6 separate regions of the Homo sapiens genome follow, and all the other regions are linked to region 1. A link is a loop called in an ENCODE intact Hi-C map of the cell type or tissue named here. Cell type or tissue: A673. All regions are shown on one strand. Region 1 overlaps NCKAP1 (NCK associated protein 1). Region 2 has its middle 67 kb from the start of DNAJC10. Region 3 overlaps PDE1A (phosphodiesterase 1A). Region 4 overlaps LOC101929976 (a long non-coding RNA gene). Region 5 overlaps DNAJC10 (DnaJ heat shock protein family (Hsp40) member C10). Region 6 overlaps DNAJC10 (DnaJ heat shock protein family (Hsp40) member C10).

What was found. A loop is a pair of places that touch in the nucleus more often than their neighbours do. Peaks named below come from ENCODE experiments on the same cell type or tissue, not always from the same donor. Only the 100,000 strongest peaks of a DNase experiment are listed, where the experiment ranks them.
Region 2: a loop joins it to region 1, with 5 times the contacts of the local background. A loop is called at or near these places in 19 of 110 quality-filtered maps.
Region 3: it touches region 1 in a loop (6-fold over the local background); 22 of 110 quality-filtered maps call a loop at or near these places.
Region 4: it touches region 1 in a loop (5-fold over the local background); 19 of 110 quality-filtered maps call a loop at or near these places.
Region 5: it touches region 1 in a loop (3-fold over the local background); 69 of 110 quality-filtered maps call a loop at or near these places.
Region 6: a loop joins it to region 1, with 8 times the contacts of the local background. A loop is called at or near these places in 54 of 110 quality-filtered maps.

Annotation. Positions count from the first base shown.
Region 1 is chr2:182,978,254-182,983,253 of GRCh38, forward strand. It overlaps NCKAP1 (NCK associated protein 1), which reads right to left. Exons shown (of 31, transcript NM_013436.5): 12 at 4,568-4,674; 13 at 2,991-3,123; 14 at 581-662. Among named protein-coding and RNA genes, the nearest start is that of NCKAP1, 58 kb to the right of the region's middle. In A673, CTCF peaks have their summits at 1,976 (motif pointing left) and 2,180; a DNase peak (open chromatin) is centred at 1,968; H3K27ac peaks cover 2,032 bases.
Region 2 is chr2:182,646,968-182,651,967 of GRCh38, forward strand. It overlaps a transcript of PDE1A not described here. Among named protein-coding and RNA genes, the nearest start is that of DNAJC10, 67 kb to the right of the region's middle. RefSeq lists an enhancer at 4,884-5,000. In A673, CTCF peaks have their summits at 2,526 (motif pointing left) and 4,019 (motif pointing left); DNase peaks (open chromatin) are centred at 2,494 and 3,904; H3K27ac peaks cover 1,074 bases.
Region 3 is chr2:182,183,671-182,188,670 of GRCh38, forward strand. It overlaps PDE1A (phosphodiesterase 1A), which reads right to left. Exons shown (of 15, transcript NM_001363871.4): 12 at 2,798-2,918; 13 at 2,222-2,409. Among named protein-coding and RNA genes, the nearest start is that of PPP1R1C, 200 kb to the left of the region's middle. In A673, a CTCF peak has its summit at 2,670 (motif pointing right); a DNase peak (open chromatin) is centred at 2,671; H3K4me3 peaks cover 232 bases; H3K27ac peaks cover 1,057 bases.
Region 4 is chr2:182,664,145-182,669,144 of GRCh38, forward strand. LOC101929976 (a long non-coding RNA gene) reads right to left here. Exons shown (of 7, transcript XR_427200.3): 7 at 2,406-2,436. It also overlaps a transcript of PDE1A not described here. Among named protein-coding and RNA genes, the nearest start is that of DNAJC10, 50 kb to the right of the region's middle. In A673, a CTCF peak has its summit at 2,974 (motif pointing right); a DNase peak (open chromatin) is centred at 1,567; H3K27ac peaks cover 526 bases.
Region 5 is chr2:182,765,453-182,770,452 of GRCh38, forward strand. All of the region lies in intron 22 of DNAJC10 (DnaJ heat shock protein family (Hsp40) member C10), which reads left to right. Among named protein-coding and RNA genes, the nearest start is that of DNAJC10, 52 kb to the left of the region's middle. In A673, CTCF peaks have their summits at 2,311 and 2,511; no DNase peak of the experiment used is centred here.
Region 6 is chr2:182,782,779-182,787,778 of GRCh38, forward strand. DNAJC10 (DnaJ heat shock protein family (Hsp40) member C10) reads left to right here. Exons shown (of 24, transcript NM_018981.4): 24 at 1-5,000. Among named protein-coding and RNA genes, the nearest start is that of DNAJC10, 69 kb to the left of the region's middle. In A673, a CTCF peak has its summit at 2,081 (motif pointing right); a DNase peak (open chromatin) is centred at 2,113.

The DNA of each region.
Region 1 (5,000 bases):
AAAACACACTATCGATCCACTAGAATGGAGTGTCAAATAATGGCAAGGTGATTATATGACATCAATTTTTGAGATTGACAGATTTGAGCTCAAATTCCTACTTTTGCTTAACAGCTATTAGAGCTTGGCAAATTATGTTCAGTAACTGCGAGGTTAACCCTCAAACCCAGAGTTTCCAAATCTGTCAAAAGTAATAACAGTGTTGAAAAAAGAATGTGGAGTAAATGGGATAATATATATGTAAAGTGCCTGGCACAGACTAAACATTTTATAAATGGCATTAAATATTGTTATTGGTATGCTTGGACCAAATATATGATTTGCTACAAAATGCAAATGTTTTATTGTTTTTGTTACAAAATGCTTTTTTTCCTGCTTAATAATTAGAAATATAAAACTGTAATTATTATTTTTGTAAATAGCATCACAAACCCATTTTGGAAATCTTTGCTTCAGAGAACAAAATTAAGATAAAAGATAATAGATCATTAGCCAAATTAATTGGTAAATTATCTCCTTAATAATCAAGTTTGAAAATCTAATTAGAAGAAAATATGCTTTTATTTAAAAGGCTTATTACCTTGTTTTACACTTAGGGAAGTCATAGTGTTAACAAAAGAGGACATGATGATTGATTCATCTTCAGGGCAAACAGAAAGATTCTGAAAAACAAACAAAAAGTAACGTTAAAAACATCTATAGTTGGGAAACAACTCAGGTCTATCAATTAGTGGACGGATAAACAAACTGGTATACCCATACTATGGAATATTTTTCAGTAATAAAAAAGAAATGAAATTTTAACACACACCATAACACGAATCTCAAAACCATTACATTAAGTGAAAGAAATAAAAAATAAATGATTTTGTGTTAAAAAGTAATTTTTTCATACACTATATAGGAAAATTTATATGAAAAAGTATTTTTAAGGCGAAAGTATAATGACAAACACCAGTTGCTGTCAGGGGCTTATGCAAGAATGATGAAGGTGTACCATAAGGGTGTATAAGTAAACTTTTAAAGGTGTTGGAAAAGTTCTGTCTTGAATATGGTGATGGTAATAGTTGCACAAATGCATACAGCTACCAAAATTTACAACATGCACTAAAAATGAATGATTTTTGTTGTCTGTATGTTAGGCCTCAACAAAATTAAGACCTAAAAATCCTTTTCAATCTAGCTTAAAAAATGAATATTTGATAAACTGTATTTAAAGTGGATGCTAAAAAATAAATTCCTTTTAAAAAGTGGATGCTTAGCTTACAAACAGTATAAATAAAACACATTTTTAAAACTTTATGATGCGAGTGAACTGTACACTTAAAAATCATGAAAATGGTAAATTTTGTTACATATATTTTACCACAATAAAATATTAACACCTATTGCAATCAACTATGCTAACAGGTTTACAACCTTAGTTCTAAATTTATATGCTAGCAAATGGTGAAAAACATTGTGAATATACTTTGCAACAGAAGAGGGTGGTAAAATGCTCAGGCTTTGGAGTCAAAACTTGAGTTTGACTACTGGCTTTATTACTTATGAGCTGTATTGGTGATAAGGAGCAAATTACATAAGGCATTTCTTCTTCAACAAATAATGATAACTATATCCACTCTCACAGAGGTTTTCTACAGATTTGGTAAGATACACTATCAATAAATCTGGCAATTACTAATATCAGTATGATTGCTGCTGATACTATACTATTACTATAATTCCAGAAGAAATGCTAAGAATTAATCTTCTCAGTATTAGTAAACTCCACTTTATATAAAAATAGATTAAGTAATTCAGGAATTCTGGTTTACTTTTTAAACTGTATGCTAGTATGAATAAATAATAAACAGTAACAAAAGCTTCTGGCTTATCTGTTAAGTAATAACTATTCAAATAAAATTATAGTAAGGCAATAATACCCCAGGTTTTCTGTTCCCTTTTTAAATGACCATAGAAAAGAAGTATCTGAGCTCCATCTAGTGGATAAAAGAAGAAATAAACTATAGAGTTTAGAATACTAGCTTGTAACAGCATGTAACTCAAGGTAAAAAAAATTACATGAACAATTTTTTTCCTTATTATATTTTTAGGTTGATTTGAAAAAAATGAGATCTTCAAAGTATGGTTATTTCTCTGGAAAACTAGCAGCTTTAGAGAAGTCTTTATATAAAGAGGATTCTTAACTGTTTTCTTTATACTATGTATTAGCTTACAGTCATTTGAAACATGTAATTCTATAAAGTGAAGCAAAATAAAATATTATTTCCTTAGAGTCAGTTTATTTGGAATAAAAAGTTTTTTAAATTTAAATAAAGATGAAAAATATTGAATAAATAAATTATGGAAAGCAAAAAAAGGCTAAAAACCAATTAAGGAAAAAAAATTGGACATTTAAATGGGAATGTCTATATGAAATCTTTATTTACTGGCCATCCTCTAACAATCTTCTTCAAAAAGATTTTTATTCTACTTTCCCTCTAATACTTAATTACCAATTATATTGTCTCTATCATCTCTTCTGAATCTCCATAGCTACTGCCCATGTTCAGACTCTCATCACCTCTCATCTAGCCTACTGCAGTCATTTTTCTTCTGGTCTCTCTGCCTCCTCATTTGGTTCCCAGCAATCTACCATCCACACTGAACCAGGGTGATCTTTTTAAGTAGTACACCTGATTTATGATTAACCTCCTCTTTCCCAAGGCCCTCTGTAATTTGGTTAGCGTACACCTCCATCTTCAGGATAAATAATTGTGTCTTTCCTTGTGTTCATTCTGAGCTTTATATATACTTAATGCATAACACCTATCACATTGGACTACAACTAACTGTTTCTTCCCTTCTAGGTAATGATCTCCAAAATATAAACATGATTTATCACTTGGCACATGATATTTCATAAATGCTTGTTGAACAAACAAATAAAATACTATCAAAGGTGGGAAGGAAGGAACAAAAGGGAAATAGTATGAGATAGTTTTTACCTGCACGAGTTCATTGAGGACAACAGCATCAAAGCCAGAAAGGTACTGCACGTAATACCTCTGCATTACAGGTCCGTATTTCCTCACATGTGCTCTAAGTTCTTCCATGTAAAATATTAATTCAGCAATGTGCCTTTTTTAAAATTTCAAGAAAAATATTCAAATAATAAATTCATCATTATTAAAGAATATATTCGATGCCCTTAATCTTATTTCTAAAAGTATTTTTCTTATAAAGGGCATTGTTTAATACTTAATGTCAATTACTTCCTTTTTAAATCATTTCATGAATAAAGAAATCATGGAAAGCAAGAAAAAAAGAAGAAAGAAAAAAAGTTAAAGCTAAAAATCGACAGCAGAAAATCCAAACTGAAAATAAGCAGGGCCGGGCACAGTGGCTCACGACTGTAATTACAGCACTTTGGGAGGCCAAAGCGGGCTGATCACATGAGGTCAGGGGTTCAAAACCAGCCTGGCCAACATGGTAAAATCCCATCTCTACTAAAAATACAAAAGTTAGCTGGGCATGGTGGTGGGTGTCTGTAATCCCAGCTACTTGGGAGGCTGAGACAGGAGAATCACTTGAACCCAGGAGGTTGAGGTTGCAGTAAGGCAAGATGGCATCACTGCACTCCAGCCTGGGTGACAGAGTAAAACTCCGTCTCAAAAAAAAAAAAAAAAAAAAAATTTAAATTAAAAAAATAAACAGGACATGTTATAAATACATCATCAAAAAATCTCAAATAAAAGAAGATTAGCAAGAAATAAAATTTTTCTGTATGCTCTTATTTCTCTGCTCCATTTTTCTAACTCTTATTGAGAGACTGAACTAAAATAAGACACATTTTAATGACACACTGAGTTGCAACTCTAAAAACAGGATTTTTATTTAAATGTTTTGTGTAGTAAATAGTTTTAAAAAATGAATTCCATAAGAAATATTACTGAGCATAGCAAGAAAACAAAAACTTTATCACCACAAAGCATACTACGAGAAAATAAAAGCCCTAATTTAAAACTAAATTTGACTTTGCAGTCTAATTAATATCATCTAATGATATATTACAAATATTCCAAGCTCTTCAAAATAATTTTGCTTCAAATATAAGTCTCCAGATTCCCCAGCCCACAAATCAGAATATAGATGGTGCACAACTTACAGTGATTTGGATGTACTATCTTTCTAATTTACAATGGTGCAGAAGAGATACACATTTAGTACAAATTGTACTTTGAATTTTGACTTTTTTTCCAGGCTAGCAATAGGCAGTATGATACTCTCTCATGATGCTGCCGTAGTTCCCAGTCAACTATGTGATCAGAAAGATAAACAACCTATACTCTTCAGTGTACTATGTTGCCAGATAATTTTGCCCAACTGTAGGCTAATAAAAGAGTTCTGAGCACATTGAAGGTAGGCTAGGCTAAGCTCTAATGTTCAGTAATAATAGGTGTACTAAATGAATTTCAACTTAACAATATTTTCAACTTACAATAGGTCTATCAGGACATAACCCCATTGTAAATCAAGAAGCATCTATATACAGAAAATATTTTTTTAAATGTTGCTAACTTACTTATCTATAAAGTCGTCTGCACTCTTCTTTGGCATGTTATCTGCATGACGAAGTAGCCAGATGATTTCATCACGGGCAAAGGATAATGCCATAAAAACAAAAAGTGCCTGTTTAAAAAAAAGTAAGTGTTTATTCTTATTCAAAGATTAAAAACAAAACTGGTAATCTCTTTCTATGTGAAAAGTCATTGGCAAGAAGTGATAATATCAATTCAAAAGAGTGAAGAGACTAACAGAAGAGGACACAAGAGAACCTGTAAGTATGTATGAGAGAGAGCATGCATATAAGGGAGAAGAATGCAGGGAGGTACGATGTATGAATGTCAAGTCAGCAAATTCATTCTCCACTAAATATAAAAATCCTTTTATGTAGTCCCTGACTCAAATTTCAGTAAAATTTCACTTAGAAACGTTTTTTAAAATTTTAATATGGC
Region 2 (5,000 bases), 330 kb before region 1:
GATAATTGGATTCCAGTTCTTATCACACAGATAATGGTAAAGTAAGAGATTGGCACGATGACTTTTTGCATTAGTTTTAAGAATTTGTTGGGAGTTTGTTTCTTTGTTTTTAACAATGTTGAACCCACCTGTGGAACTGACCGAATTAGGATTTTTAAGGCTGTCCAGCTGAGGACCAGCCCCTCAGCACAACAAAACCTCCAAAATGACTTCACCCCAGGAAGTCTCTTCTCTCAGGGGACATCACTGCGTGCACTCACCTGTGTCCCTGTACCTTTCCATATGCTCTATTAGGGTGATGCTTGCACAGATGAGGGATCTTGACAAGATAGATTACTGAATGGATGGATCAGCAGTTTTCAAGATCAGAATTTATTTCTGGTCTCTTTCCAATAAAGCATAGTTAGATTAGATTGGATCGTACACCTTCCCAGAACAACTTAATACAATAACAATCATATAATTTGTCATTTTTCCTATGGTATCTTTATGTGCTTTGTTTTTATAATGTGCCAAGAGCCTCATGGAATTCAATTTAAGGGTTATTGAGGTAGTCTATTAAGAGTTATTGAGATAGTTATTGAGACAGACTATCGAGATAATCAGCAGCTTCTGCAGGGATAAAATGGAGTCACTTAGGAAAAGACATATCACCTTTTTCTGAGCAGATAAGACTTAAGTTGAACACCATCTGGTTCCAAAACCTTTCATTAGTGTATGGCTTTTAAAGATACGATGCTACAGTAAAGACTAAATCATCTTGGTGGCTACAATTTCAGAATCATTTACTCCAGTTCAATTTAGCATAAGAAGCCTCTGTAGAAAAATTGGCTTTCGAAACCCAAATTACACAGTGAGCTGATAAACAATTAAATGAAATTCTGTCATTGACAGGAAGAGCTAGGCAGAGGAGGACAAAAAAGGGAGAGAAAGATGCCCAAATTTACTGAGGAAAAAAAAAGGCACAGGAAAGGAAGTGAGGTGAGTATCGGCAGGTTAACCTCACATCCTTCTGAGAGACTTTCCTCTAGAAAGCTGATTTTCAAATTTGCTTGAAGATAAGAACTGACTAGAACACTTGTTTAAAAAACTCTCAGGCCTCAGCCCGGACCTACTAAACCATGGTATATTGGAAAAACCATAGTATATTGGAGAAGAAACCTGGTAACCTGGCAATCTGTGCATATAACAAGTGCCTCACGTGTTCCTCATCAGGTAAGTTTGAGCTAGCACTGTAGCTAAAAAGATGTTTCTATGGGCTTGTTGGGACATTCTGAGCCTTGCGAGTAGTAAGCCTCATTCTTAATAAGACGGTCCAGTTGTTGGAGTCAGAATAGGAGCTCTGATTCAGACGAGCAGAACAAAAACATTAAGGCCTCACAGTTTGTGGCAAGAGCTTAAGTAGATGCAGTAATAAGTCCAGGCTGGGCACAGTGGCTCACACCTGTAATCCCAGCACTTAGGAAGCTGAGGCTGGAGGATCCCTTGTGGCCAGGAGTTTGAGACCAGCCTGGACAACAGAGCAAGCAAGACCCTGTCCCCACAAAAAAAAAAAAAAAAAAAAAAATTAAAAAAATTACCTGGATGTAGTGGTGCACTGGTGCATGCCTGGAGTCCTAGCTGCCTGGGAGGCTGAGGGAGGAGGATCACTTGATCCCAGGAGATTGAGGCTGCAGTGAGTCATAATCATGTTACTGCACTCAGCCTGGGTGGCAGAGCAAGACCCTGTCTCTTTAAAAAAAAAAAAAAAAAAATTCAAGACAAGGCAGTTAAAGCCAGTTGCAATTAATTTAAATAAACACCAACAAAGCATCCTAATACCTGTAATATGAAGACATGGGTGCAAATGCCAACACTTCCAGTCACATTTTTATCATCTATACAAAAGAAGTGATGATATCCAGTTTATAGATGTTATTATCAGAGCTGGTGTTTGAAAGTGCCACCTAAATATGAGCAATTATTGCTACTAGGTAAAGGGTACCAGAGCAAGTGCTCATATCAGGACAGTCAAACAAGAGGTGTCCCTACAAGTGGGTGGGGAAACACAGCAATGGGAATGTAGAATGGAAAAATTGTGAGGTGTGTGTAAGTGGCAGCAGGTAGCAGGCCCCTCTGGTGGCCTAGAATACATCTGAAACTATCATCTTCAGGCATAGAAAGAAGAAAATGAGATGTGAGTTAGTTGAGAAGAAACTGGATAGCTGAGAGATTACCAAGATAAGATTCAGACATATTAAAAACAATCTTGGTACCCACTGCCTGGCGACAGGGTATGTGGTAGCAGCTTTGTGCAACATAAGTTATTAGCACAGAAACCAAAATCAGAATAGGAAAAGCAACATGAGCTATTCCTAACACTTCAGTTCCCCTTGGTCAGAGGTAGGAAAGTTGAGCCTACAAATAGGAATAAAGTCCCAGCCGTAGAACATAGAGAGACGCAGGAAGCTAAAGAGGTTTTTTCAGGGGGCAGGTAAACCTTGTTCAATCATGAAATGATGTTCAAGAGAGACATCTACTGGCCGGGAGCAGTGGCTGACAATTGTAATTCCAGCACTTTGGGAGGCCAAGGTGGGAGGGTCTCTTGAGCCCAGCAGTTCGAGACCAGCCTGGGCAATATACCAAGACCCCACTCTATACAAAAAAAAAAAAAAAAAAATTGAGATGGAGTCTCGCTTTTTCACCCAGGCTTGATTGCAGGGGCGCAATCTCAGTTCACTGCAACCTCTGCCTCCCAGGTTTAGGCAATTATTTGCCTCAGCCTCCCAAGTAGCTGGGATTACAGGCGCCTGCCACCACGTCCGGCTAATTTTTGTATTTTTAGTAGAAACAGGGTTTCACCATCTTGGCCAGGCTGGTCTTAAACTCCTGACCTTGTGATCCATCCACCTCAGCCTCCCAAAGTGCTGGGATTACAGGTGTGAGCCACTGTGCCCGGCCTACAAAAAAATTTTTTTTTAAATTAGCCAGACATGGTAGCTCATGCTTGTAGTCTCAGCTACTCGGAAGGTTGAGATAAGAGGATCACTTGAGCCCAGGAGTTTGAGGCTGCAGTGAGCTGTGATCATATCTAGGTGTGATCGTACTCCAGCCTAGGTGATAGAGCGAGACTCTCTCTCCAAAAAAGAGAGAGAGAGACATCTGCTGCCAGCAAAAAGATCCTAGATCTATCCATAGGTTTAAAACACACATGGCTTTAGGTGCCAGGTAGATGAGGAAATGTATAAGGGCACAGGGTCTCAGACTATGGGAAAACGCAAGTATTGTTTAGTATTTAGAATGCAATCACTGAAATGCAGTCTAACTCAGATTTTTAAAAACCTACTAACAAGCAAAACTGGTCTCTGGGCTAAATAAAATCCCAGGAGACCAGGTTTTAACATGAATGGCCCAGAGCAGAGAGCACAGATACAAATATGTAGTGTGATGTATTCAATAACATTAAAAGTTATTTTTTTAACTTCAGATTCAGACTTAAGGAACATTCAGTTAGCACCTACTATAACCTAGGAATGAGGCCCTCCTATATACATTTCATGTGCATGGAAATAGGGAAGAACCAGGCTACTTGAATCAAAACACTTTGATAACCTTATTCCCCAGAAAGCATCTCAAAATTCTGATTTCATGTCTACAATAATGATAAAAATGACAGTAGTAGTAATAACAGTTATACAAGGTAATTAAGTAAAATGTCATAAAGTAATGTAGGGATAACAATTATACCTATACATATTGTAACTCTAACTTTTTTAACGTAAGTATACTCTCTTGAGAAATTAATTGTATCCTCGGCATTAAAGAACTTAAACCATCCCAACTGAAAACACTTGAAAGAGAACAGGAAAATCCCACTGCTCCATGCTGACAACTGATATTCAAGATCTTGCGTAAGAATTCTAACCTTCTTGGAAGTATTCACAATGACTTTTAAATATCTGCCTTCATGTTACATTTAAAAAGGCTTCTTGAAAAACAATAGGAGTAGAGTGCCCTCTAGAGTCTTATTTGTGTTTTGTTTTTTGGGTTTTTGTTTTGTTTTGTTTTGTTTTTTTCCAGATGGAGTTTCGCTCTTGTTGCCCAGACTGGAGTGCAATGGCATGATCTTTACTCACTGCAACCTCTGCCTCCCAGGTTCAGGCAATTCCCCTGCCTCAGACTCCTGAGTAGCTGGGATTACAGGCACCTGCCATCACACCCAGCCAATTTTTGTATTTTTAGTAGAGATAGGGGTTCACCATGTTGGCCAGCCTGGTCTTGAACTCCTGACCTCAAGTGGTCCACCCGCCTTGGCCTCCCAAAGTGCTAGGATTACAGGTATGAGCCACCACACCTGGCCTTGTATTTTTAATGCCAAATTAGGGGGGTAGATAATTTGATCATTTCTGGCTGCAGTCATTGAAATTGAGAAATGTGAAAAATTTGACTATTGCTGCTACAAAAATGTATCTCTTTACAAAATTTAGTATGATCTTTTTCCTCCCAAGAGAAATCTCTTTGAACATTACCTATCTACATAGTTAGAACAGACAAAAATATTAAAGATTTGTATTGAAAATGTGTTAATTTGTATTCTACTTTCTATGTCCTACACATACAAATTTATTCAAAGGAATTCTAATATCAGTATGACTATTTCATCTTTTGTGTGCACTTTTTAAAAACTTATACATTCATTTCAGTCCATAAGTTACCAAAAGGGAAACAATATTTGTTAATCTAACATTTGAGGCTTCTACCTAAAATTTATACAACGCATTTGGGTAACTAATAAACGCTTTTACACATAGGTGCATTAACATACACTGATTAAAATAAAGGCATAGCTAGAAATGTCTTCGCCCCACTTAAGACATACAGATCATCACAAGGCTGTGATGGCAGGCCTAATAGGAATATGTGAAGCCTAAAGCTGCAAACTTGGAATCTGCAGTTTAACAAAAGATAGGCTTTGCTTTTACATCTAGCACTCCACTATTTATCAAGGAAGTCAGGGATCC
Region 3 (5,000 bases), 790 kb before region 1:
TCAGTTTTAAAATTGATTTCAAAAAATTCAAGACAAGTTTTTTAAATATGTTTTTAAAATTAAAGAAAATAATCTTGAAGAATTAAAGGAAAATATGCTAACAATGAATGAAAATATAAAATATCAACAGAGAAATAGACATTATAAAAAAGAACCAAATGGAAATAATAAAATTGAAAAAAGTAGCTGAGATAAAAAGTTAATTCAGTGAAATCAACAGCAGGATTGAGGTGGCAGAGAAAGAAACAGTAAACTTGAAGATAAATCATTAGAAAGCAGCCAATCAAAAATGAATGAAGAAGGAAGGAAGGAACAAAAGAAGGAAGGAAAGGAAGAGAAGAAAGAAAGAAAGAAAGAAAGAAAGAAAGAAAGAAAGAAAGAAAGAACAATTAAAGAAATTGACAGAGATCCAGAGCATCCAGGACAATTTCCAGAATCCTAAGTTATGCATAACACAATCCTCAGAAGGAGAGAACAGAGAGAAAGAGGCAGAAGAAAAATATTGAACAAAATGACAGAAAGCTTTCTAAATTTGAAGCAAATTATTAATTTGTGGATTTAAGAAGCTAGTGAACACTAAGTAGAATACTGAAAAAAAAAAAGACCTAGATATATCATCATCAAATTGCTGAAAGTCAAAATAAAGTCTAGAAAACAGAAAGAAAAAGATAATACTCAGTACATACAAGGAAGCAACAATACAATTTATTTTTGGCCAACACTATCAGAAACTATGGAAGCCAGAGGCAATAGAATTACACATTAAAAGTGCTAAAATAAAAAAAAATCATTCAACAATTCTAAATCAAGTAAAATTATTCATAAATAAAAGTAAGATACAGACATTCCCAGATAAAGAAAATCTAATTGTTTGTCAGTATAACTGTGTTATAAGAAAATACTTGAGAAAGTACTCCAGTGTGAAGAGAAATGATACCAAATAGTAGCTCTGACACACAAGAAGAAATGAAGAATATCATAAGGGTAAATATGTGAGAACATACAAAAGATTGCATATACGAATGTGTGTGTCTGCCATCTGTCAAGTTCTGCAGGAATTAATGTGCTATTTTTGGCTCTCTGGTCTATTCCCAAGGCCCATCTTATTATCTCTATATCACAGCCACACTAAATTTATTACTTCAGTATAAGAGTAAATTTTGATATATGGCAAGTGCTCCCACTTTATTATCCTTCAGGAGTGTCTTGAGTATTCTTAGGTATTTGCAATACCATATAGATTTTAGGATCAATTTCTTAAATTCCATGAAAAATGTATTGGAATTTTCACTGGAAACATGTTATATTTATGGTTGACATTTGGGATAATTGAAAACGTTTCAATATTGTGTCTTTCTGACTATAAATATGATTTAACACTCTATTTTGATCTTATATTATCCATTTTAAGAAAAGTAAGTTTATTCCTGAGTATATTAAAGCTGCAAAAAACACAAGGAAAAAATTTCTGGCTGAAAAAATAACTACAAAGACCCTGGAGTATTTTAAGAAACTTCCAAGAGGCCATTGTGCAGGGAGTGTAGTGTATAAGGGAGACAGAGCTGTGGGAATGAGTGTGAGAAGAGGCAGGGGCCAGATCTGGATATGAAAGCTAATTCCTGCACGAAAGATAATAACTGTTTGAATACTAACTCACAAACCTACTAAATGGACTAATTAATTTGAAGCAGCTAATATGTCAGAAATAACTGTAGCTACCTTCCCATGCGATTGCTGTGGTGGTTGATTACTAATGATTTCCCCAATTCCTGTCTAAATTCTGAGTCAAAAAAGCAACTTAGTGAAACAGAAAAAAAACACACCCAAGTCTCTGACATGAAGTGATAACACACTTAATGCAACACAAAAGCCACTTACCAAGTAAAATCCAGGCTGGAAAGCACCTCTACGAAAGCACAGGAGTTTATATGGTACCACAAAGTTTTGTCACCATTTCATTATCTCATCTTTCAGTATCCAGTTTGCCAGCACCCACTGACACACAGATCTGCAGCCCATGTGGCACAAACAAACCAGAACCTCTTTTTATCTAATAAATGAGCCAACTTTCTCATGAATGATCAAAGAGTAGCCAAATTCCCAATACCATCAAGGGCTTACATATTCTATAGAAGAAGAAATCTAGAAGAAGTAATCCAAACTCTTAGAGGAGAAGTGAAGACAGAGAGAGATGGCAGTAAGGCCTCATAAACAACACTACCTTGTGCAGCTAACTCTTTCCACCTCTCTTTGTTCTGCTGAATGATGTCCACCAGGTTGTTCTTGAAACTCTTCAGGTCCACTGCTGCAAGGGAGTAGTCTGGGGAATAGGACCCATCACTCATGGAGCCTTTTGTATTTGATCGTCTTAGTGCATCAGCAATGTGTAACCCCACAATGGTGGTTGAGCTAACAGTAACAACCAAAGAAACCAAAAAACACCATCAGGATATGGGGTGAACAAGGAAAACCTGAAAAACTTTACAAAACCGACTAGAAAAGCAGGATAGTAGATGCTCAGTCCCAGTTCTGAGCACGTGGCAGCTGCTCATCTCCTTTCTCTCCCTCCCCACACTGGATTCTCCTTAGTACACACCTTACTTAGTATTTCATATTTTGTGTATTAAACTTCAGTTGTCAAAGGCAGATGCAATATAATATAAAGCCACTAGGTGGCAATACTCCCTAATAATTCTTGTGAGAATTCTCTGCCTAGATGTGAGAAATATAATCATTAAGGAAAGTGTTACTAAACACCACAAAGATGAAAAATAATGCAAAAAAGAAAATATCATACCTGCTTGCCACATAGGAAGAAGTTTCGGCTTTTGAGGCTTCCTCTATAAGAGGAATAACAATTTTCTCTGTTGAGTCTGTCAGAAGAGAAAATGTTGGCTCTACTATGAAATCGATGAAACCTACAAAAGCCAAAATGAGAAGAGAGAGAGATAAATTCAAGTGTTACAATTTCCTGAATTCTGAAATCAGAAATAATGAAGAGCTTCTGACAATCCTGGGATAGCAAGAATCAACTAAAATATTGGTTCTGCTTACCCTTTGTATTGTTTTAATCTAATAACAGTCTTTAGAGATGGTTTAACTGCTCTATAAAATAATACTTGAAGCCATGGAAGTGACACAATTTAAGCTTGCTAACTCAAGTATATTGGCTTTTCTATTTACTATTCAGCCTTATATAATATACGATTGCTAACAATACATTTAGATCCAATGAGAGTGACTATAGTTTCCTCTCTCAACACCAGGGATCATTATCTTTTTTGAAAGCACATCATGTGCATTTTGGATTTTATTCTTTACTAACAAGAAATCATATCTAAGCTCCAAAGAAATTAAATAATTGAAGGTTTTTCTCAGGTAACAGGAAGACAATTACTTTTTGTTTCTTACTATATCAGTCAGAGCTTTCTGCCAGTGTGTTAATATTTCAAATTGTTGTTTATTATTCTCTGGATGTAAAGTGTTAGTTCACAGCATGTGTGTGTGTTCTGTCAAATCAGTGAAGAGAAAAGTAACATCTCTGGGAGACAGCATTAATCCCACCACTTTGAGATGTCAGTACTGAATGAAGACTTTTACATTTAAAGTACTCATCAAGATAGAAAATGACACACAGAGAAAAGGGCATTGTCCTCTGGGAGCATTTTCCATCCCATGTTTAGGCAGAGGAGGAGACAACAACCTATTCTAAGGTCTGTGTACATGGCAATATCCCAGATCCCAGGACTGCTGTGGGTGCCTCAAGTCAAGAATTGTTGTTGGAAACACTTCTGAGAGCAATGGACTACCACCTGAATATAGGAGAATAGCTGGAGGTAGGCTTTTTAAGTGATAATGTCCTGTAAATATGCACATTTAAAGATTGTCCATCAGATGCTTGGATAAAAGTAATTCACATTTCAAGTAACTGGATTACTTATAGTATATAATAAGGCACATTTTTAATTTAATAAAACTTCAGTAGTTTTAATGGATGCCTTCAAGTTAAATCAGTGTTAATTGACCACCTAGGGTACTATTTTAAGTTCTATGTTCTTTTTTTGTTCTTTTTTTTTTTTTTTTTTTTTTTTTGAGATGGAGTCTCACTCTGTTGCCCAGGCTGGAGTGCAGTGGTGCAATCTCGGCTCACTGCAACCTCTGCCTCCTGGGTTCAAGTGATTCTCATGCCTCGGCCTCCCGAGTAGCTGGGATTACAGGTGCATGCCACCACGCCCGGCTAATTTTTTGTATTTTTTAGTAGAGACGGGTTTCACCGTGTTAGCCAAGATGGTCTTGATCTCCTGACCCGAGATCTACCTGCCTCGGCCTCCCAAAGTGCTGGGATTACAGGCATAAGCCACTGCACCCAGCCAGTTCTATGTTCTTAAATGCCTGAGATGTGTAGACTGTCAACTGGGGCATCACCTCTACTAACATGGCAGCAATTTGCATTACAGCAACAAGCCTCAGAAACTTCCATTCTTAGCTTGCCACATCAGGTCCTTAGCCTGCCACGTTTACACTTACTAAGCAAGGATAGGCACCTGTGTTATGGTCTCTAGAAAAACAGCTGTTGAAACTTGGATGGGAAGGGGAAAAGGTCAGAGCAGGCAGCTTTCCCCAACGCTTTGTGATGGGTGGTGCTGGAGCATAACTACACAGCTAAGAAGTGATCCTTGTGTTTATTGATCATATTGTTCAGTAACAAAAATGCTGGCTTAGGGAATAATTATTACAAGTATTTGAGCCATGCAACACATGTTTTAATAATGGACTGGACTTGAAGTCCCCAACACAAATACAGATGATAAGAATGAATGTGGTTGGGAGCATTATCATTTTGCAAATTTCCTGTTGTTGGTTAATCTATTCACATCATGACAGAATATTTTTCCAAATGAAATGTGCACTACTATATTAAGCATACCATGGAAACTTAGTGATAGAACAAGTGCACTAACATTTTCATTGAGTTGACCTATATATCTAAAGAATTAAAT
Region 4 (5,000 bases), 310 kb before region 1:
TAAATAAAAATTTAAAAATCAATTAATAGTAAACCAGTGTATAGTTTGGTGCAAATCACTTTGGAGAACAATTTGAGAACATCTGATAAAGTCAAAGATGCACAGATCCAATAACTTGCAGTTCTGCTGCCAAAGAAATTTTTGCAAATATGACCATGGATTATTATACAAACATTACTTGCAAAACATTTGGATACAATATAAATGCCCATCAATGACAGAATAGGTATGTAATTTGTGGTATATTTATACTTTGGAAAACCACATGGCTATAAAAAGAGTAACACAGAACCACATGTACTAAAATAGGAAAGCCTCACAGTGGCAGAAGGATAACTAAAGTACTAATATTTATTTGAAGTTTTGAAACTCCACTATCTTGTTATGGGATGAATACAAATGTGATTAAAATAATGACAACGCATTTGGCTTAAAATGCTAAGTACCAAATACAGAATAGTGGTTCCTTTGGTTTGAAGAGGAAGGAAGGAGGGAATGTGATTGAGTTTAACATTTAAGAGAAAGACACCATTGCCCATCTAAATAACCAGGTGTCTGGCAGAAAGAAATATCCCTACCCTAAAATGAGTTCTAATTAATGAATGCACTTGGATCCATGGAACTTCTGGATCAAAAATATCAAAGGCTTCATGATACCAAGAAAGTGCTAGCCAAAGTGATTTCTGTTTTGAAATTATTCTAAAGAGATACGTAAGTCAAATAATAGTATCTCTTTTTCATTCTCGGGCTTAAAACAATACATATTACAATAATGGCATGTGGCACAATTATTTTTCTCAAAAAAAGTAAATTCAAAATACACAATAGTTGTTGTCAAGGGTAGTTGTTAGGACATCTTCTTTTAAAGTTTATAAACAATGTTCTTGAAAATTTTTAATCAAATCAAACTTTGTTTTCTCCAAACGGTTTTGCTATGAAAAATTATAAACATATAGACAATTGATAAAATACTACAATAAACTAGATTTTTTGTTTCACTTTTAACTTTTCAGTAAAAAAGACTTCAGAAGTTTTCTTGTCATAAAAAATGTACATGCTTACAAAAACAAAAATTGACAATGGGTCCTAATTAAACTAAAGAGCTTCTGCAGAGCAAAAGAAACTATCATCATAGTGAACAGGCAACCTACAGAATGGAAGAAAATTTTTGGAATCTGACAAAGTCCTAATATTCAGAAGCTACAAGGAATTTAAACAAATTTACAGGAAAAAAAGAAATAACCCCATCAAAAAGTGGACAAAGGACATGAACAGACCCTTCTCAGAAGACATTTATGTGGCCAACAACCATATGAAAAAAAATTTGACATCACTGATCATTAGAGAAATGCAAATCAAAACCACAATGAGATACCATCTCACAGCAGTCAGAATGGCAATTATTAAAAAGTCAGGAAACAACAGATGCTTGTGAGGCTGTGGAGAAATAGGAATGCTTTTACACTGTTGGTGGGAATGTAAATTAGTTCAACTATTGTGTAAGACAGCGTGACGATTCCTCAAAGATCTAGAACCAGAAATATCATTTGACCCAGCAATTCCATTACTGGGCATATATCCAAAGGAATATAAATCACTCCATTATAAAGATACATGCACACATATGTTTATTGCAGCACTATTTACAATAGCAAAGACATGGAATCAACCCAAACGCCCATTAATGATAGACTGGATAAAGAAAGTGTGGTACATATACACCATAGAATACTATGCAGCCATAAAAAGGAATGAAATCATGTCTTTTGCAGGAACATGGATAGAGCTGGAAGTCATCATTCTCAGCAAACCAACACAGGAACAGAAAAGGAAACACCCCATGTTCTCACTTATAAATAGGAGCTGAACAATAAGAACGCATGGACACAGGGAGGTGAACAACATACACTGAGGCCTGTCAGCAGGGAGGGAGAGCATCAGGATAAATAGCTAATGCATGCAAGGCTTAATTCCTAGGTGATGGGTTGATAGGTGCAGCAAACCACCATGTCACATGCTTACCTAAGTAACAAACCTGCACATCCTGCACATGTAACCCAGAACTTAAAATTAAAATTAAATTTTAAAAAATCACCCCTCAAAAAATGTACATGCTTAAATTAATAAACACACATAAATTTGGCTTAACGAATTAAAGATTACTACATGTTTTAAAAAATCATAGACAAGGGGCTGGGTGTGGTGGCTCACGTCTGTAATCCCAGCACTTTGGGAGGCCAAGGTGGGTGGATTACCTGAGATCAGGAGTTCGAGACCAGCCTGACCAACATGGTGAAACCCCATCAATACAAAATTAGCCGGGTGTGGTGGCGCATGCCTGTAATCCCAGCTACTCAGGAGGCTGATGCAGGAGAATCGCTTGAACCCGGGAGGCAGAGGTTGCAGTGAGCTGAGATCATGCCATTGCACTCCAGCCTAGGAAACAACAGTAAAACTCTGTCTCAAAAAAAAAAAAAAATTATAGACAATAACATACTCAAAAGGGTAAAGCTTGACAAGGTAGCAAGAAACAGAGATTTTGCCAATTGCCAAGTATGTCTATTGCAACTCTACATTCAGGAACCAGGGAAGAAATTACCAGCTAACTTCTACCTCTATCTAAGCCTTTGTCTATCACCTGGCCACCATAAGCTCCCATTTGACTGGTACAGTATAGCAGGTTTGGAGTGCCCAGGAATAGCATCAGTTCATATTAAGTGTCTAGGAATATCTGAATAGTCTGGGTATTTCCTTTTTCCCAGTACACAGTCACGGTCTAGGTACTTCCTTTTTCCCAGTGCACAGTCCTGCTAGTAAGTCACCCTTTGGGAAAGAATCAGGGGAAATTTTACATTCTATATTTGGTTCTGCTGTAGCATCCTTCTTCAAAAGAACCTGGCCTCCCCTTGAATCAGGGGGTTCTAACCTGTGAACTGGTTTAGCTCTAAAAAGTAGGTAGAAATCCATCACTCTCCACTAGGTGGCTCAAGTCAGGTTTTTAGCCACCAGACCTGCAGTTTCTGTTTTATAAATTAAGCAGCTTTTTAGTAGGCTGCTCATCATTTTCATTTCTGGTAACCACATGGTCAATTAGTCACTACCAAAAATTCCTGCAGGTCTAAATAGTCTGATTACCTTTACAGTAATCAGAATCTGCCAGCCTTTATAACAAATATGGCTGCTTTATCTTTGGCAGTTAAGTATTGTCCATTGGCCTCTGCTCTTTCAGGGTCCCATCATCCCTATTGGAATCAGGGAACCCATCACAATGGTGGTATTTCCCACCATCATATGTGGCTTACATATGAGAGCCACTACAGTGCTCTTCAGAGTGTGGGTGTTCCCCTCACTAATGTGTTTCTCACTGCTTTCAAGGGAGTATCCTCTGAGTCTCCTCAGACAATACAGTTGAGGGTAGAGGGACACAGCACCCATATAACAAATCATTCCTGTTCGAAGTCTTTGGAGTCCTAAACTTTTAGATTCCTTTCTGCACATGTGAAGTCAACAAACATTTTCTGTAAAGGACCAGATTGTAAATATTTTAGGCTTTGTGAGTCAACAGTCCAAACAGAAGAGATTCTGTCACAGAGGGATTAGAATTGCTATATCTGGAAAAGACAGAACAATGTCAATGTTCAACTTCCAAAACTGCAACCCAAAATGAGAGATTTTATAAGTTCCAAAATCTCTTTCTTTCAAATGAAAAGTAAACCCTTGGGATCTGAAAATAGGGCTTTATTAGAAGCCATAGTGTAAAGAATACTTGAGATATAATATCAAGGAAGTCCCACCAGAGATATTAGAGTCTGCTAAGGGAAAGGATTGAAGGAGGGAAGTGGGATGGTGCTGATGAAGATGCAACACCCTTCCCAACCCATGGACTTCAGTCAAAGGGAAAAGAGATTCCTAAATGGGTGGAGAAGGAATCCAAAATTATCTGGGAGGCTGCTCTGTCCTTCTCAGTATAGCATGGCTGAGAGGTATTAGTCCATGATCAGAGAGCAGTGAGTATTTAAGAGTAGCCTGAGGTAGCACCAATTCTCCACAGCTGACTTATGATTCCCAAGGGCTCAGAGACGTAGGATTTGTAGGGGTTCTGAGAAGGATGCTGGACAACTAGAGATCTGCAGTCAAGACAGGAGATATGGGGCAGGCACATCACAACAGTGACAAATGGTAGGAACCATGGACTTAGGCAGAGGGCACTTACAGATGAGTGTTATAAGCATACCTCTGCAAGATTAGACCAGACCAATCAACTTCACTTCAGTGGAGACTAGCATGAGACCGAAAAAAAGGCAAAAAAAACCAATAGAGGCCACCAAGAGTAACTGTAAGCCACACACACATGCATACCCCTAGACAGTCTCTAGAAATGGAGGAAATGGAAGAGAGATGTCAGGTTTGAGCCCAAACTGAGGTTCAAGGGGGAGTTGGTGGATGACTGGTAGGTAGTTGAAAGAACACTCAGGGGGCTGCAGTCAGGTGAAATATGGCTTTATTCTCTCTCTGGGCACAAGCCTTTGTCTCGGCTGCCTGCTCCTGCCACAGCCCTTCTCAGCAGCCAGCTCTTCGGCTCCTGCTGCCCCAACGCATACAGCTGCACTCCCTGGAGCACTCACCATTTCCTGGCTCCCCACTGTCTGCCTGCAAGGTGGTTAGCTCTGGCTCTCTCTTACAGAGTCAGCAGCTTTACTCTCTCTCTCTCTCCTGCCTCGTGCGAGCCGGTGGCAGCAGGGCAGTTACACTCCTTACAGACAACAGTGGCTCAGAGCCAAGTATGAGCTTAACAAACAGGTTACATAATGCATGGGACTGTGCACCTGTGCTCCAATCCCACTCATCATGCTGTACTGGATGTTTATCTTGGCCTATTCTTGACCACAGCATATCCATTTTCCTTTCAAGAGGCCTTTGATAGAGGAGAGAAACAGCCTTTCAGGAAGGTTGAACTTTGAATTAACTGTTTCCCCCAAAGAAGCTATTCTAGACTGAAA
Region 5 (5,000 bases), 210 kb before region 1:
CAAAGGACAAGAATTGCCAGCCACCCCAACATCCATGTTTGTCTTACTTTCTCAGAAGTTTCCCCAGTTACCACCAGATACTTAAGAAACCGATTCCATGCGGTTGCGAGGGCTTCCACAGCTGCAAGCCAAATAGATGCCTGTTGATTCAATTTCTTTAGCTGTCCCCAGGTAGTGTTAGGTGCCTTCCAAGTCATCACCTTCATTGTTGTGGTCGATTCTCTAACAACAGGTCCTGTTCTCGAAAAGAGAGCCCCATATTCCCCGTTTTTTGTTTAAGATATATATTAAGAGTTTGATAAGCTTGTTTAACAATGGCTTGACTAGTTGAGGTATAAGGAATACTAGTTTTGTGTTGTATGTGCTAAAGTTGCAATGCATATGCAAATCGAGCACTAAGCTAGCAAGGTCTATTATCAGGTTTTATAGTTTGTGGAAGGTTTAAAGTTATAATGGATTCAAATAAATGACCAATTGCATCTTTAGTTTTTTTTCTGGTCTGGGGGTAGCATGTATTAGGCCTGTGTAAGTGTACACGGTAACGTGGAGAAATTTAAAACGTTTAAAGGGTGGATACTGAGTAACATCAGTTTGCCAAATAGCATTAGGCACCAGACCTTGTAGGTTGGCACCAAGCCTTAAGGAAAAAGGGGAAAGAGAATGCTGTTGGCAATCAGGACAAGTTTTAATAATCATGCGAGCTTGAGCAAGTGTCAAATGAAACTGTTGTTTAAGAATCCAGGCGTTCTGATGAAAAAAATCATGATCAGCTGGACTCGCAAAAAAGCAGGAGAATCTGCAGACCACATCTATGGTCATACTAGAGCATCACCTTGAGCATTCTTTTCTGATAAGGGACCAGGTAGCTTAGAATGAGAGCGAATATGTATGATGTAAAGAGGGTGATGATGGGACCGAGGAGCTCTTGTGCTGGAAGAAACAAAGCTAGTAGGGGTTCATTAGTAATGCCCTTCACATGTGCAAGATTTAAATGAGTAATACTATACACCATGTAAGCAGAATCACTAACTATATTTATGTCTTGGTGAGGAAAAGTTGGTTGCATGCTGCCTTCTAGGTTTTATCTCAGATAGCTCTGGCTTTCTTGCTACCCACAGAGGCCTGGGGCAGGAGAGTTGCTAAGATGCAACTAACTTTTCCTTATACTCCAGGGAAGCAGAAAAAAGACACGGCCAGAAAGGCTGATGCTGGAAATAGGAAATGAGAACTTGCATATTAGGAAGACTGTCATAATCAGCCACTTTCCTTCCCTCCTGTAGGCACCCCTCCAGCAGGGAAGTTTGTTGAGGAGACGCAGCCACCTAATCATACAAATGTTCGCTGACCGGGGGTATAATCTAAGAACTGTCACTTGGGCGGCCTCTAATCTACTTAAGGGGGATGGGAGGTGCTGTTGCCTGAACGGGGCCAACAGATGCAGGTCCCTTTAAGGTTGGAGGAAAGAAAGGCAATGGCTTTTCTGTAGGGGGAGGAAAAGGCTCCAGTCTGTCCTTATCCTCACTAGAAAAAATATACTCCTTATGCCCTACAGAAGGGAATCAAGTAGAGAGAGGAGCACCCCCGTGCTGTTCTGGTTCCTGTTTTTCCTCACTAGAAAAAATCTCTTCCTTATTCCCCATAGAAGGGAATGAAGCGTAGAGTGGAATCTCTCCCTTTAAATCTTCCAAATTCCTTTCAGGTGGAGATAATGGGCGATCTGGTGGGTAAAGAGGATACCACGCAGAGCGTACCGGTGCCCAGGTGGCCAAAATAGTAGCGTTAATAAAATGACCTTGCTCATTTCCTCTTTTCAGGCAGTGACCTACCTGCTTCCATAACCCTAAATCTAAGGTTCCGTGATCAGGAAACCAAGGGCATTTCTGCCAAATTAAAAGCATAAGCTTGTGTAGAGCTCCAGGATCTACAGTGCACTGGATAGCCTTAAGTAGCTGTTGCACTGTTTTAAAAAATACTTTCTGTTCTTTGGTCATTTCCTGACCCATGATAACCCAACCCCTGGTATTTTATGCATGGGTCCCATCCTCCTGATGGGAGTCAGGACTGTCCCTTACTGGGATTCCTCGAAAATTGATGAGCTCTCCTCCTTCACACATAACTTCAAGGTGATCACGTCGAGGGCACCACTTGCAGAGCTTATAGCTTGCAGTGAATGCCAAGAATGAGTTCTCAGACAATTACAGCTGAGCAGGGCCGGTGAGGGGGTGGGGGGCAGCTCTTCTAAGAGAGTCCACCCCAGCATCATCCGTCCACCAAGTATTTATTGAAAGAGCTTGTTAAACCACAGATATCCACTAGATGGCTTTTTTGAGGTCTGGTCATGAGACACCTGTGGCCTTGTAAAAATGCTCAAACTGCGTTTCAGGAGGCTGTTTTCAGCATTCCTTATCATACTACACACTACACTCCGTATCCTGTTTTTAGGGTCAAGGAGTTACATTCTCATGCACAAATAACATACACACAGTGCCTCGGTATTTTTCCATGCCCCAACCTCAAATGCCATGTACATACGTATGAATATGTTGCCGTGTGCCCCCCACATTTTGAAGGAGAATTAGGTTAAGATCTGATGTTATTTATTGGTGGTTACATTTTGTGATGAATAGGGCTAAATTAAGAAATTGGATGATGAATTTCAGAAATCTAGAATTGCCACACATCTAGATTTTTCAGTGAAGGTTTTTGATTTGTCAAGAATCTGTCTTAAGAACAATCTAGAGCAAGCAGAACTTGATGGAGGTGAGAGGCAGCTTATATCAGAGCCTGAGTCTTCATTTCTTTGAATCAACAGCTCTATTTCTCAGTTTTCAGAATAGCTGAGAGATGGGTGACATAAATAGGGATCTTCTTCAGATAATATCAGAGAAGTATCAATTTAATGAGCAGTTACAAGAGTTAACCATACCATAGACAGAGCTGTTTGAAAAGATGTTGCCATGTGTCCAGAGGAGTCCAGGGGACAAAGTTAGGAACCAAACATCCCTGTCCAAATTGAAAGACAAGGGTAGCATTCAGCCATTGAGGCCAGACAGGAAGGCCAAAGCAGAATAATGGTTGGAGTAAGGAGAAACACAAACCAGGTGGGCAGTTACACACAAAACAAAATTCTAGCACATAGTTGGGGATTAGAGTTCACACCAAGATTAAGACAACAGGTGGCCCCAGATCCAAATAAGCAGGTCAGGATATGCTGACCTGTTCCTTCCCCTGCTTTTCAGCCACCTTCCTGCTGTGCGCAGATGAAAACTAGGAGATACATGTTGCTTTCCATTACTGTTGTTGGTCATGGTTGGGCAGTGCTAATGATTGTATTAGAGTGGAATGAGTTCGGTCCTCTGGGAACATCTTTTTGTTTGTTTGTTTTAATTATACTCTAAGTTCTAGTGTACATGCGCACAATGTGCAGGTTTGATACATAGGTATACATGTGTCGTGTTGGTTTGCTGCACCCATCAACTCATCATTTACATTAGGTATTTCTCCTAATGCTATCCCTCCCCCAGCCCTGAACTCCCCAACAGGCCCCAGTATGTGATGTTCCCCCCACTGTGTCCAAGTGATCTCATTGTTCAATTCCCACCTGTGAGTGAGAACATGAGATGTTTGGTTTTCTGTCCTTGTGATAGTTTGCTGAGAATGATGGTTTCCAGCTACATTCATGTCCCTGCAAAGGACATGAACGCATCCTTTTTTATGGCTGCATAGTATTCCATGGTGTATATGTGCCACATTTTCTTAATCCAGTCTATCATTGATGTACTTTTGCGGTGGTTCCAGGTCTTTGCTATTGTGAATAGTGCTGCAGTAAACATATGTGTGCATGTGTCTTTATAGTAGCATGATTTATAATCCTCTGGGTCTATACCCAGTAGTGGGATTGCTGGGTAAAATGGTAATTCTAATTCTAGATCCTTGAGGAATCGCCACACTGTCTTACACAATGGTTGAACTAATTAACACTCCCACCAACAGTGTAAAAGTGTTCCTGTTTCTCCACATCCTCTCCAGCATCTGTTGTTTCCTGACTTTTTAATGATCGCCATTCTAACTGGTGTGAGATGGTATCTCATTGTGGTTTTGATTTGCATTTCTTTGATGACCAGTGATGATGAGCATTTTTTCATGCATCTGTTGGCTGCATAGATGTCTTCTTTTGAGAAGTGTCTGTTCATATCCTTTGCCCACTTTTTGATGGGTTTTTTTTTATTGTAAATTTGTTTGAGTTCTTTGTAGATTCTGGATATTAGCCCTTTGTCAGATGGGTAGATTGCCAACATTTTCTCCCATTCTGTAGGTTGCCTTTCACTCTGATGATAGTTTCTTTTGCTGTGCAGAAGCTCTTTAGTTTAATTAGATCCCATTTGTCTATTTTGGCTTTTGTTGCCATTGCTTTTGGTGTTTTCGTCATGAAGTCCTTGCCCATGCCTATGTCCTGAATGGTATTGCCTAGGTTTTCTTCTAGGGTTTTTATGGTTTTAGATCTTACGTTTAGGTCTTTAATCCATCTTGAATTAATTTTTGTATAAGGTGTAAGGAAGGGATCCAGTTTCACCTTTCTACATATGGCTAGCCAGTTTTCTCAGCACCATTTATTAAATAGGGTATCCCCATTGCTTGTTTTTGTCAGGTTTGTCAAAGATCAGATGGTTGTAGATGTGTGGTGTTATTTCTGAGGGCTCTGTTCTGTTCCATTGGTCTATATATCTGTTTTGGTACCAGTACCATGCTGTTTTGGTTACTGTAGCCTTGTAGTATAGTTTGAAGAAAGGTACTGTGATGCCTCCACCTTTGTTCTTTTTGCTTAGGATTGTCTTGGCAATACGGGCTCTTTTTTGGTTCCATATGAAATTTAAAGTAGTTTTTTTCAATTCTGTAAGGAAAGTCATTGGTAGCTTGATGGGGATGGAATTGAATCTATAAATTACTTTGGGCAGTATGGCCATTTTCACATTATTGATTCTTCCTATCCATTAGCATGG
Region 6 (5,000 bases), 200 kb before region 1:
CTTTGCTGAAGTTGCTTATCAGCTTAAGGAGTTTTTGGGCTGAGATGATGGGGTTTTCTAAATATACAATTATGTCATCTGCAAACAGAGATAATTTGACTTCCTCTCTTCCTGTTTGAATACGCTTTCTTTCTCTTGCCTGATTGTCCTGGCCAGAACTTCCAGTACATAGGAGTGGTGAGAGAGGGCATCCTTGTCTTGTGCCGGTTTTCAAAGGGAATGCTTGCAGCTTTTGCCCATTCAGTATGATATTGGCTGTGGTTTTGTCATAAATAGCTCTTATTATTTTGAGATATGTTCCATCATATCTAGTTTTTTGAGTGTTTTTAGCATGAAAGGGTGTTAATTTTATCGAAGGCCTTTTCTGCATCTATTGAGATAATCATGTTTTTGTCATAACTGCTATTTCAAATGTTTGGAGGAAGTAAAATGTCTTTAAAAGAATAAGTGTTGATTTTTGGAAAATATGAAATTGGAAACTTAGAAAACTTGAATTCTAAGTGGCTATTTATATTACCAAGCGGTAAAACATTAGCTAACTAAAACATGGTTCTGAAGCCAGTTAACTAGCAAAAAGTCCCACCTATGCATTGAAATATCTTTCTCAAGTCATTAGATAAAGTATATGGCGTTAAGGCAAAAAATACATATACACACACAAAAAAAATATTTCAGCAGCCACTGCCAACTGAAAGTAATAAAATGAAACAATTTGTTGGCTTTAATGTATTTAGGAAAAATCATTTATTTACAAAACATCTTCCCTTTCTTATCATGAAAATTATGAAGATGAGGTAAAGTCTGTTCCATTTTTCCTCTATTTTTGAGAAATCTTAGATTTATCTTTACCAGTCTGTAACCCAGCTTTCTTGTTTTATATTTTAAATATACTTTCTATTTTGTGACAGGAGTGAAAAAATGTTTAATGATTTTAAACATGTTTATATATATTTTTCAGACTTGGAACAGCAGTATCTCATGTTTTACTATAAAAACTTGGGTATATTACTTGAAGATCAACTATATTGTTATTTTTAGTATGTTAGCAATTCATCTGTCAATAATCACCAAAGAACTCAAGAATGAATAACATGATCTATCAAAAGGCCTATAATCTCAATCTTCATGTTAAGACTTTGGAAAGTTAATTTGTATTAATTAACTAATATAAATTAATCCTATCAAGTTAATTTGTAATAAATTCAAGATGCAAAAAGAAAACCTATTTCACTACCGAAATTAAATAAACTTTAAAATTCATTTTGTTGGCTGGGTGCAGTAGCTCACGCCCATAATCCCAGCACTTTGGGAGGCCAAGTGGAAGGATCACTTAAGGCCAGGAGTTCAAGACCAGCCTAGCCAACATAGTGAAACCCCATCTCTACTAAAAATACAAAAACTAGCTGGGCATGGAGGTGTGTGCCTGTAATCATCTACCCTGGAGGCTGAGACAGGAGAATTGCATGAACCCGGAGGCAAAGGTTGCAGTGAGCAGAGATCACACCACTGCCCTCCAGCCTGGGTGACGGAGTAAGACCCTGTCTAAAAAAAAACAAAACAACAAAAAAAATCATTTTGTTGGTATTTTATATAAACTTAAGAAACCTCCCCACACAAACACACACAGCCATATTGTCATCTCTGAAGACAGCAGCCACATGTGTCTTATTCCCTGCAGTGTTGGCAGAACCTAGCACATTGTTGACCCGTAGAAGCACAGTGTGTATTTCAATTGACAAACAGCCAGAAGTATTATACTGTTGACTGTGTTTAAAACTAATTTGCCAGAGCTCTACTGTGATAAGAATTTCTGACTAGAAATTATAAATTCATTGTTTTATGCCTTAAAAATTATAAATAATGATAAGTTTAATTTGCAGCCCTTATAGCTTAGAGGCATTGTAGTTGATATTATAGTAACCCTTTTAGATGTTAGTAACTTTTATTGTAAAATTTAAGGTAGCTCTACCTGCTAAAGTAGCACCTATTCTTTTGAAAGGAACTTTCTCAAAGGATTTTTAGGGCTTCATAATTTCTTGTTGCTCTGTGTAAATCCCTCTGATAGGCTTCCCTGAAGGATTTTAAGCAGAAATAACATCAGGTACCAGTAGATGGCAGTGAAAAATAAGCAGACACATTTTTCTGATAAAATGCCATTTCTACCTCAGTACTTGATAAGAATCACACAGTCTAGCTGGCCTTTGTGTTTTCACTAAAAATATCCTGAATTATCAGTCAGTTATGTTTGACTATGAGAAATTGCAGAAAAGTTAAAAGTATTTCGCATCCAAAAGTTTGTAATCTAGTGTAATAAATAGGACAGATACTCAAAGTGTATGAATGGTATGACAATAAATTTAGAAAATCATACAGGCACACACACTGCTATAGACATGTAAAGATACATACATGTATTGGAGCTCAGCAGATTCCCATTCATGAAGAATGGTGCCTGTGTAACAGTATAAATGGATCACTTCTAATAAATAAAACATAAAATTGGACTAATAGCTTAATTTTTTTTTTTAATTCAAAAATCTCAGGGTTTTCTGGGGCTTTTAGTACTCCTTTGTGAAATAAGACACATAGTCTTCAGGTAAAAAGAAAGAGCTCTTGGTCACAGAAATGGGTGTACTGAATTCTCGCCCTGTAGTCAAGTACTTACTATGAGTTTGGAAAAATTGCTTACTTCATATCTGTATCCTAATTATCCTAATTAACTCGTTTGTTAAGTGGAAAAAATATTTCAGTAGGTAGTCATATAAATAAGATGAGGTAATGTGTTTAGAAAAACAAATCAATGTGCAGGCAAGAATCGGGAATGTGGGAAATTTTGTAGGACAAATGGTATGATTTCTTTAATGAAAAAGACAGAGAAAGGTATCGTATAGCTTAAAAGGAAAAAGAAAAAGAGGCTTTTCAGTCATGAGCCAAATGCAGTATGTGGGCTATATTTGCATCTTGATTTGAACAGACTATTGTATACATTTATATATACATAGATCTATAGAGACAGTAGGATATATTTCATATATATATGAAACAGTTGGGGAAATCAGAATATTTGAATTTGATATTAACTAAGAATTGTTTGCAGGGGATGTTGTTGCATATTCTAATGACTTTTTTTAATAATGAAAATGTTTGGCATTTGCTTTAAAATAATCCAGTAACCAGGATCTGAGAGAAACCAAAAAAAAGTGGGGAGATAATAATCCAGGGACTTTGGGTAGTTGTTAAATGGATGGCTGTATCATAAGTATTGAAGCTGATAAGGGATAGATATGGGTTGATTATATATTTGTTTTGCTGGAAAATGTTCCATGATACAGTTTTAATAACAGTTTTAATTTCAGAAACGCAAAATATTGTTTTTACAACTAAGATAACATTGAAATTTATACAGAACCCCAAATGACAAGTGTATAATCAACTGCCAGGAAATCAGTTTACCTGTTAGAGGTAGAAAAGTTACAGGATAAAAATGGAATTGGTTGGCACTAAGTAGGACCACTTTCGAAGAGAATGGGTAGAATTCATTTTCTTTTCATTACTTCCTTTCAGCGTGGAGCCTGAGCATCATTTCACCATTTTGAGCCTCAAGCTCTCAATATACTGGAAAATTGTAATCCTGTTCCCTTCACTGAGGTCATAATACTGAATTCTGAAATGGAAATAATTGACTAGAGATTGTCTAGTCAAACTAGACTGATGAGGTCTCACCATTTTCTTCAAGGAAGATCAACTGAACCTGCCTGAAGGCACAGGGTACACCATCTTCCTAAGGTGTGACCTCCTGTTCCCAAAGGAATAGACCTAGGTGACCAACCAGCAGCACCTAGCTTTTGCCAGCTACGCAGCTTTGAATAGCCTTCCACCCTTGTGTCCTTCAAACCCCATTCTTGCCAAAGCCAAGTTCTCTCCCTCCCTCTCAACAGATTTCTCAGCACACATCAGATTTCACACCGATCTATGAAAAACTATTTTTAGAGATTATTACTATGGTCCGAATGTTTATATCCCCTCCTGCTCTCCCTAAAATTATGTTGAAATCCTAACCCCCAAGGTAATGGTATTAGGAATGTGAGGCCTTTGGGAAGGGTTTAAGTCATGAGGGCAGAGACCTCCTTTTTGAGATTGGTACACTTATAAAAGAGACCCCAGTATCTTGCTCGTCCCTTCTGCCATGGGAGAACACGGTGAGAGCGAGCCATCTGTAAACCAACAAACAAGGCCCTCACCAGGCACTCAATCTGCCAGCACTTTGATAGTGGACTTCCCAGCCTCCAGAACTATGAGAAATAAATGTGTTTTTTTAAGCCAGCCAGTTCATTTTGTTATAGCAGCCTGGACAGACAATATATTGAAAAAAATCAGTTTTGCAGTTCCACTGGTCAGGTGAATGCCAGAGGAGCTGGTCCACAGTCATAGGCGTTAAACTTCTTTTGGAAACTATACTGGCTTGACAGTCTCCCCATACTGATTCAGACTCCAGCAAGGTGCACATCACCCGCTAGTCATTGTGGCTTCTGCTGCTTTAAGGTTCTGGAATTATGGAAGAAAATAGGGTGGGCCTACTGTCTCTTCCCACTGTTTACCTGGTGTTTTGATTCTGAATAGTTTATAAGCTCTGCTATTCAAGAAGTTTATACAAACCCGTAATGTACTACCAAACCGTTCATTCATTATGACAAAACTGCCTACCAAAGCCACAGACTTTAAGTCTTTGCAGGATTACCACTGAAAGTTCACATGCTTGGTTAGCAGTCTTAACCTCTAACCAACTGAACAAATCGAAGACATTTAATTTAGTCAAAATAGGCATGGGAATGAAAGTGAGACTTAGAGGCAAAGAATGAGGCCAGGTGCGGTGGCTCACACCTGTAACTCCAGCACTTTGGAAGGCCCAGGCAGAAGGATTCCTGCAGACCAGGATTTCAAGACCAGCCTGGACAACCTGGTGAAACCTCCTCTCTACAAGAAAATTCAAAAATTAGCCA